Linked DNA regions of Homo sapiens: region 2 is linked to region 1. A link is a contact called in ENCODE Hi-C or POLR2A ChIA-PET data. All regions are on one chromosome and are shown on one strand. The core of a region is the stretch at or near the end of the contact, and the rest is flanking DNA. Distances in the headings are between cores, read along the strand shown.

The links. A loop is a pair of places that touch in the nucleus more often than their neighbours do. ChIA-PET counts read pairs that join two places held with the same protein, here RNA polymerase II (POLR2A). Pooled maps may share reads with other maps.
Region 2: a loop to region 1 is called in a pooled map, with 2.3 times the contacts of the local background. The contact joins the enhancer-like site here to the promoter of FAM124B in region 1. A Hi-C loop is called at or near these places in 2 of 50 pooled maps. POLR2A ChIA-PET finds 5 or more read pairs at or near these places in 3 of 52 experiments (B cell, OCI-LY7 and T-cell).

What each region holds. Positions count from the first base shown.
Region 1 is chr2:224,400,588-224,403,702 of GRCh38, reverse strand. It overlaps FAM124B (family with sequence similarity 124 member B), which reads left to right and starts at 1,596. Exons shown (of 2, transcript NM_001122779.2): 1 at 1,596-2,666. The coding sequence starts at 1,935.
Region 2 is chr2:224,521,847-224,524,961 of GRCh38, reverse strand. All of the region lies in intron 3 of CUL3 (cullin 3), which reads left to right. Among named protein-coding and RNA genes, the nearest start is that of CUL3, 62 kb to the left of the region's middle. Within about 2 kb of position 1,406, at least 6 of the 41 ENCODE cell types and tissues checked have a DNase peak (open chromatin) inside an H3K27ac peak, as active enhancers do; they include B cell and OCI-LY7, where a contact is called at or near this core.

The sequences.
Region 1 (3,115 bases), core at 347-2,846:
TGCTTGTTCATACCTGTTGAGGAGCACAGCTATCAGGAGAGCAAATGATTTTTTAAAAATATTTATTTATTTATTTATTTTTATTATTTTTTATTTTCTGAGACGGAGTCTTGCTCTATCACCCAGGCTGGAGTGCAGTAGTGCGATCTGCAACCTCCACTTGCTGGATTCAAGTGATTCTTGTGCCTCAGCCTCCTGAGTAGCTGGGATTACAGGCATGCTCCACTTTGCCCGGCTAATTTTTGTGTTTTTAGTACAGACGGGGTTTTGCCATGTTGCCTAGGCTGGTCTCGAACTCCTGACCTCAGGTGATCCACCCGCCTCGGCCTCCCAAAGTACTAGGATCAAGGCGTGACGACTATGCGTGGCCACAAATAATTTTTAAATCAATATTTAGAACACATTTAGGGTGAGTGTTTAGAGCTTGACAACTTTCTCATTGAAGATTATTCCGTTTAAGATTCAACAGCTCAAGAGTCTGCAAATCTAGATCCTTAACCAGAACTTGCTTTTATATCTTTTCCTTACAAGAAGAATACCCAGGCTGGGACTTCAAGGCCCCAGAGAGGCAGTGCAGCAAGTTCCTGGGTTCAAATCATCCTTCAGCTACTTCTTAGCTGTGAGACCTTGGGCAAGTTACCTAGCCTTTCTATGCCCCAGTTTCTTCATCTGTAATTTGGGGCTAGTAATCTCTTCTTCATAGGTTTGTTGCAAGATTAAATTAATTTACATTAAGGGCCAGGTGTGGTGACTCATGCCTGTAATCCCAGCACTTTGGGAGGCCAATGCGGGCAGATCACCTGAGGTCAGGAGTTCGAGACCAGTCTGGCCAACATGGCAAAACCCAGTCTCTACTAAAAATACAAAAAAATTAGCTGGGCGTGTTGGCGCACTTATAATCCCAGGTACTGGGGAGGCTGAGGCAGGGGAATCTCTTGAACCTGGGAGGTGGAAGTTGCAGTGAGCCAAGATCACGCCACTGCACTCCAGCCTGGGCGACAGAGCAAGACTCCATCTCCAAAACAAAACAAAACTAATTACTTTAAGAATTAGAACAGTTTATGACTGGTACATAGTAGATCCTCATTAGACACTAAAAATTATAATTACAATTGTTAATTATAATTATTTATTATTATAATTATATGAGCAATTATAGGAAAGCTCTCACTCTTTCTAAAGAATTTGCGTGAATAAAGGAAGACTAATTTTCTCAATGTCTTTTTAGTACACTCAGAATTTTCGGTACAGCAAATAATTTTCAGTGAAGTCAAAATTATTTAGATAAAGTCTTCTCTTCGTGCCCTAGCAGAAAATGTTCAGAAACAAAATGAAATAAAGAGACAAAGGAAAAAAAAAACTGGCAAAGGGTCAGGTTTTGAGAATTGTTTTCAAGAAGTCATTGTATTCAGATTGGTGGAGCAGGCTACTGTAAACCGTAAGTAGGAAATGAGAACCCGTTGTAAGTTGATAAAATGGATGTCTTTTCAACTAAACAGATTGCTATCAGCCTAACAGAGCCAACTCATGTTCCTTTTCGGCCGGTCATTTCCTGTACTAAGTGTCTATAAGAGCCGCCCATTTGGGTGTTTCTCAGGATTATAGGTTTTTAGGTCACGCAGAAACCCTGGGGAACGCCTGAAAAGGCTAAACACAAGCAGTTACATTATGCACAAGCTGGATGACGTGACCCCGCTGCTGCTGTGTGGAGAGGGAGGCTGCTGAACCCGAGCTGGTGTGAGCTTCTCTTGCCGTAAGTCCACGGGTGGCCAGGAGCACGTGTTAGTCTGGTTAAGAGCTCTGCTCAGAAGTAGCCGCTGCAGCTGAAGGTTTTCAGGCGGGCTGAAGGCTGGGCCGCTTCTTCATTCATTTCAGAAACTTGAACAGTGGGCCTTCTACACACGCTGTCTTTGTCAGCCTCAGGCAGTTCCTCCATGGATGAGACACAGGGGCCTCTGGCCATGACTGTCCATCTTCTTGCCAACTCTGGGCACGGCTCCCTTCTGCAGAGGACTCTGGACCAGCTCCTGGATTGCATTTGCCCAGAGGTCCGGCTCTTTCAGGTGTCTGAACGGGCCAGTCCTGTGAAATACTGTGAAAAGTCCCATTCCAAGCGGTCCCGGTTTCCAGGGATGTCCGTGTTGCTCTTCCTGCACGAAAGCCCGGGAGAGGATAGGCTATTTCGCGTCCTGGACTCTCTCCAGCATTCGCCATGGCAGTGCTACCCCACCCAGGACACTCGGGGAAGGCTGTGTCCCTACTTTTTTGCCAATCAGGAGTTCTACAGCCTGGACAGTCAGCTGCCCATCTGGGGGGTGAGGCAGGTGCACTGTGGCTCCGAGATCCTGAGGGTGACGCTGTACTGCAGTTTTGATAACTATGAAGACGCCATCAGACTCTACGAGATGATCCTGCAGAGAGAAGCGACCTTGCAAAAGAGCAATTTTTGTTTCTTCGTGCTCTATGCCTCCAAGAGCTTTGCTCTGCAGCTCTCCCTGAAGCAGCTGCCCCCGGGAATGTCAGTGGACCCCAAAGAGTCTTCGGTGCTGCAGTTTAAGGTTCAAGAGATCGGCCAGTTAGTGCCTCTGCTACCCAATCCATGCATGCCTATCAGCAGCACCAGGTGGCAGACTCAGGACTACGATGGCAACAAGATTCTGCTTCAGGTATTTCTGTTTTGTCTCAGATCTTGTAGAGGCTCATGGAGCTGTGTAATTTTACATCGGAATGGGCCTAAGCTAGTGGTTCTCAGACTTGGTTGCATATTAGCGTCCCTTAGGGTCTTTCATAAATTCCCACCCCAGGGCAGTTTGATCCGAATCTCTGGGAACATCCAGGCCTAGGTAACTTTTTTACAGCTTCTTGGATGACTGTAATCTGTAACAGGGTTGAGAATCACTGATCTCATAAAATCTCATCTGACAGATAAGAAAGTTCAGATTCCATGAATTTGCAGCTGACACAAGTACTTTATAGTAGAATCAGACAGGATTCTACTATAAAGATCAGAATCCTATTAAAGAATCGGCCTCCTTTCTCAGGCTTGCCGTTTAAATGCCCATCAACTATACCCCTATCCTTTGTTTACTCTTTGGGCTCAGGAATGTCACAAGCT
Region 2 (3,115 bases), core at 157-2,656, 120 kb before region 1:
TTACATGTTATTTTAGTAGTTACCTTAGAGATTATATGCATTAGATTAGTTTTTTGTTTTGTTACTTACCACTTTCTGGGTAGGGCAAAGGTCTTAGAACATTTTGACTTCTTGGGGTTTTTCCCCTTTGGTTTTTATACTTTTGATCCTGGGTTGTTTTTGTTTTGTTTTGTGGGGGAAACGGGCAAGCATGGTGTTTTAAAATTTGAATTCCAGTATTGTTTGTGAAAAATTGTGGAGGCCCTGCATGATACCTTCCTCCAAAGTAAATTTAATTTTGTTCCGGCAGGCAGGTAAAGTACAGTCAGATCACCGTGATCTAGTTGAGGCTAGCTTTTAGTTAGTGTTGGTCTGTTAACAGTTTGCCTTTATTTCCAGGACATACCTATTCACAGAGCATAGTTCCTCTGGGGTCTGAACTGAAAGAAAGCCTGAGGTGTTTGCCAGGTTGCCTTCTGAATTAATGTTCCTAGAATTCTAACAGTTGTCTCTTCAGCACAGATCTTCAGCCTCCCTTTGATAGTTTCTGTTTGGATTCTTGGTGTCATCACCCCTTGCTTAGGGTGCTGTATCAGTAAACATCTCAGTGAAAAATTTCTTGCAGAAATTGCGGCTCTTTGTGTTTCTCTCCTCTTCAGAACCTTGACATCTTAAGTCCTAGCTGCTTGGTAACCAACTCCACTTTTGTCTTTCTGGTTGGGCTCTTATTTCCAGTCCTCCAAAGACAGCAAGTGACTGAAGGGAACCAGTGAAGGCTGGTATGGGGCTCCTCTCAGTATGTTTGCCTTTTCTCCGGAATCTTGGCCCTACAAGTCTAGGTTGCCTTTGTTACTCTTGATGCTTTTAAACACTGGGGGTTTTTGGTTTGTTTTTTTAATTGTGGTCAAATACATATAAAATTTACCATCTTACCCTTAAGTGTGCAGTTCAGAGCTATTAAGTGTACGTTCACATTGTTGTACAGAGCTGTCACCACCATCCTCTCCAGAATTCTTTTCATCTTGCAAAACTGAAATTCTGTACTCACTAAACAGTAACTTTCCATTTTCCCCTCCACCAAGCCTCTGCCAGCTACCATTCTACCTTCTCTGTTTATGATTTGATCACTCATTACCTCATGTAAGTGGAATCATAAGGTGTTTGTCCCTTTGTCACTGGCATATTTCACTTAGCATGTCCTTAAGGTTCATCGTATTACGGCATATGTGAGAGTTTACTTCCTTTCTAAGGCTGCATAATACCGCATTCTATGTGTAGACCACATTTTGTTTATCTGTTCATCTGTTGATGGACACTTGAGTTGTTTTCACCTTTTGGCTACTGTGAATAATGTTGCTGTGAACACGAATGTACAAATACCTCTTCAAGATGTGCTTTCATTTCTTTTGGGTGTATACCCAGAAGTGGAATTAGTGGATCCTATGTTAATTGTTTTTGTAATTTTTGAGGAACTGCTATATTGCTTTCCACAGCAGCTATACTATCTTAGGTTTCCACCAACAGTGCACGAGAGCTCTAATTTTTCCACATTCTTGTCAAAACTTGTTATTTTGTGTTTTGTGTTTTTTTTTTTTATAGTAACTCTTCTAATGGGTATGAGGTGGTAGTTTTTTATTTTCATCCAGCTTTTATAGTTGTTCTTCCAGGGGCGTTGGTCTTACAAAAGCTTTTCTTTCAGTACTAAAGGTGGAATAACATTTTGAGGTAGATGTTATTTTACAGATGAGGCAACTGAGACAGATACTAAGGTCACACCTAGTAAATGGCAGACAAGACTGAAACAGAGGCTATTTGGTTCTTGAATCAGTGCTCTTAACCACTGAATTGTATTGCTTCTCTAATACAGGTCTTCTTTCCTGAAAGATAGTCTTATAAATTCATTGCTCTAAGACCTCAAAGTGTGATTAACTGTTTTTTTTCCCTCTGACCTCTAGATTATTAAATTTGAAGTAGAGAACAGTGTTTTTATTTTATGATTTATTGCAGTTTACACAACTTTAGAGAAACATGGGTTTGATTTGTCCAATATCTTGGTAGACAATTCTTAAATGGAAATTATTTTTAAATAAAAAATTTTCACAACTGTGTTTTTCTTGTTAAAATTTTTCAGACCCCTGAGAAGGATTGTTTTTTTGAGACGGTGTCTCACGCTGTCACCCAGGCTGGAGTGCAGTGGCAGGATCTTGACTCACTGCAAGCTCCGCCTCCCGGGTTCATATCATTCTCCTGCCTCAGCCTCCCAAGTAGCTGGGCTACAGGCTCCCGCCACCACGCCTGGCTAATTTTTTTGTATTTTTTAGTAGAGATGGGGTTTCACTGTGTTAGCCAGGATGGTCTCGATCTCCTGACCTCATGATCCGCCCGCCTCGGCCTCCCAAGAAAGATTTTAAGAAAATTTTTACTGTGGTGGAAACTCTGAGCTTTTTAGTAGTGGCTAAGTCCACCAGGTTTTTTGACACCATATCATATGCTTCTCTACCAAATTTATCAGTAATATTTTTATATCTAGAAATGTTTATCTGTACAATTTACTAATTCATATGTTACTGGTGCTGTTTTAGAAGTGTAGTCAGTTACTGGTATCATGGAAAGTATTGAGAAAGTTCTTTAAACTTCGATCTAATTATAATTAGACTTTTTTTCCCCCACTATGATTCTGCAGTAGAAACTTTTTACTACTTTTCTGCTCATTTAAAATTTTTCTATTTCTGTCTTCATTGTGTTAAACCTTTTTAAATCTGTATTTATTTCATGATTTGAAAGTGAACTCTGAAAATATTTTATTACTTGTTAATAGAGGATTACCTTAGTGATTAAATTTGGTAAGGCAAGTTCTAACATGTTCTGACAGACTTGTCATAGAGTTATTTGCCTCTTTTTTTTTTTTTTTTAATTTTAAATGTGAGTTTAACTTTTCAGGGTTTATCTCTAGCTTACTAGCAGAATAAGTATTTAATATTTATAAAGATTTTTTTAACCCTGTTTACATTTGTCTTTTCGTATTCTCTTTTACAGTAGTAGACAAAAACAGTTACAGATGTTCTTAGTATGAGGATAAGAAACTGAAAGAAGAACTATTTAAGAGTTTGATTAACCAGCTTGACAGTTAGCTTAA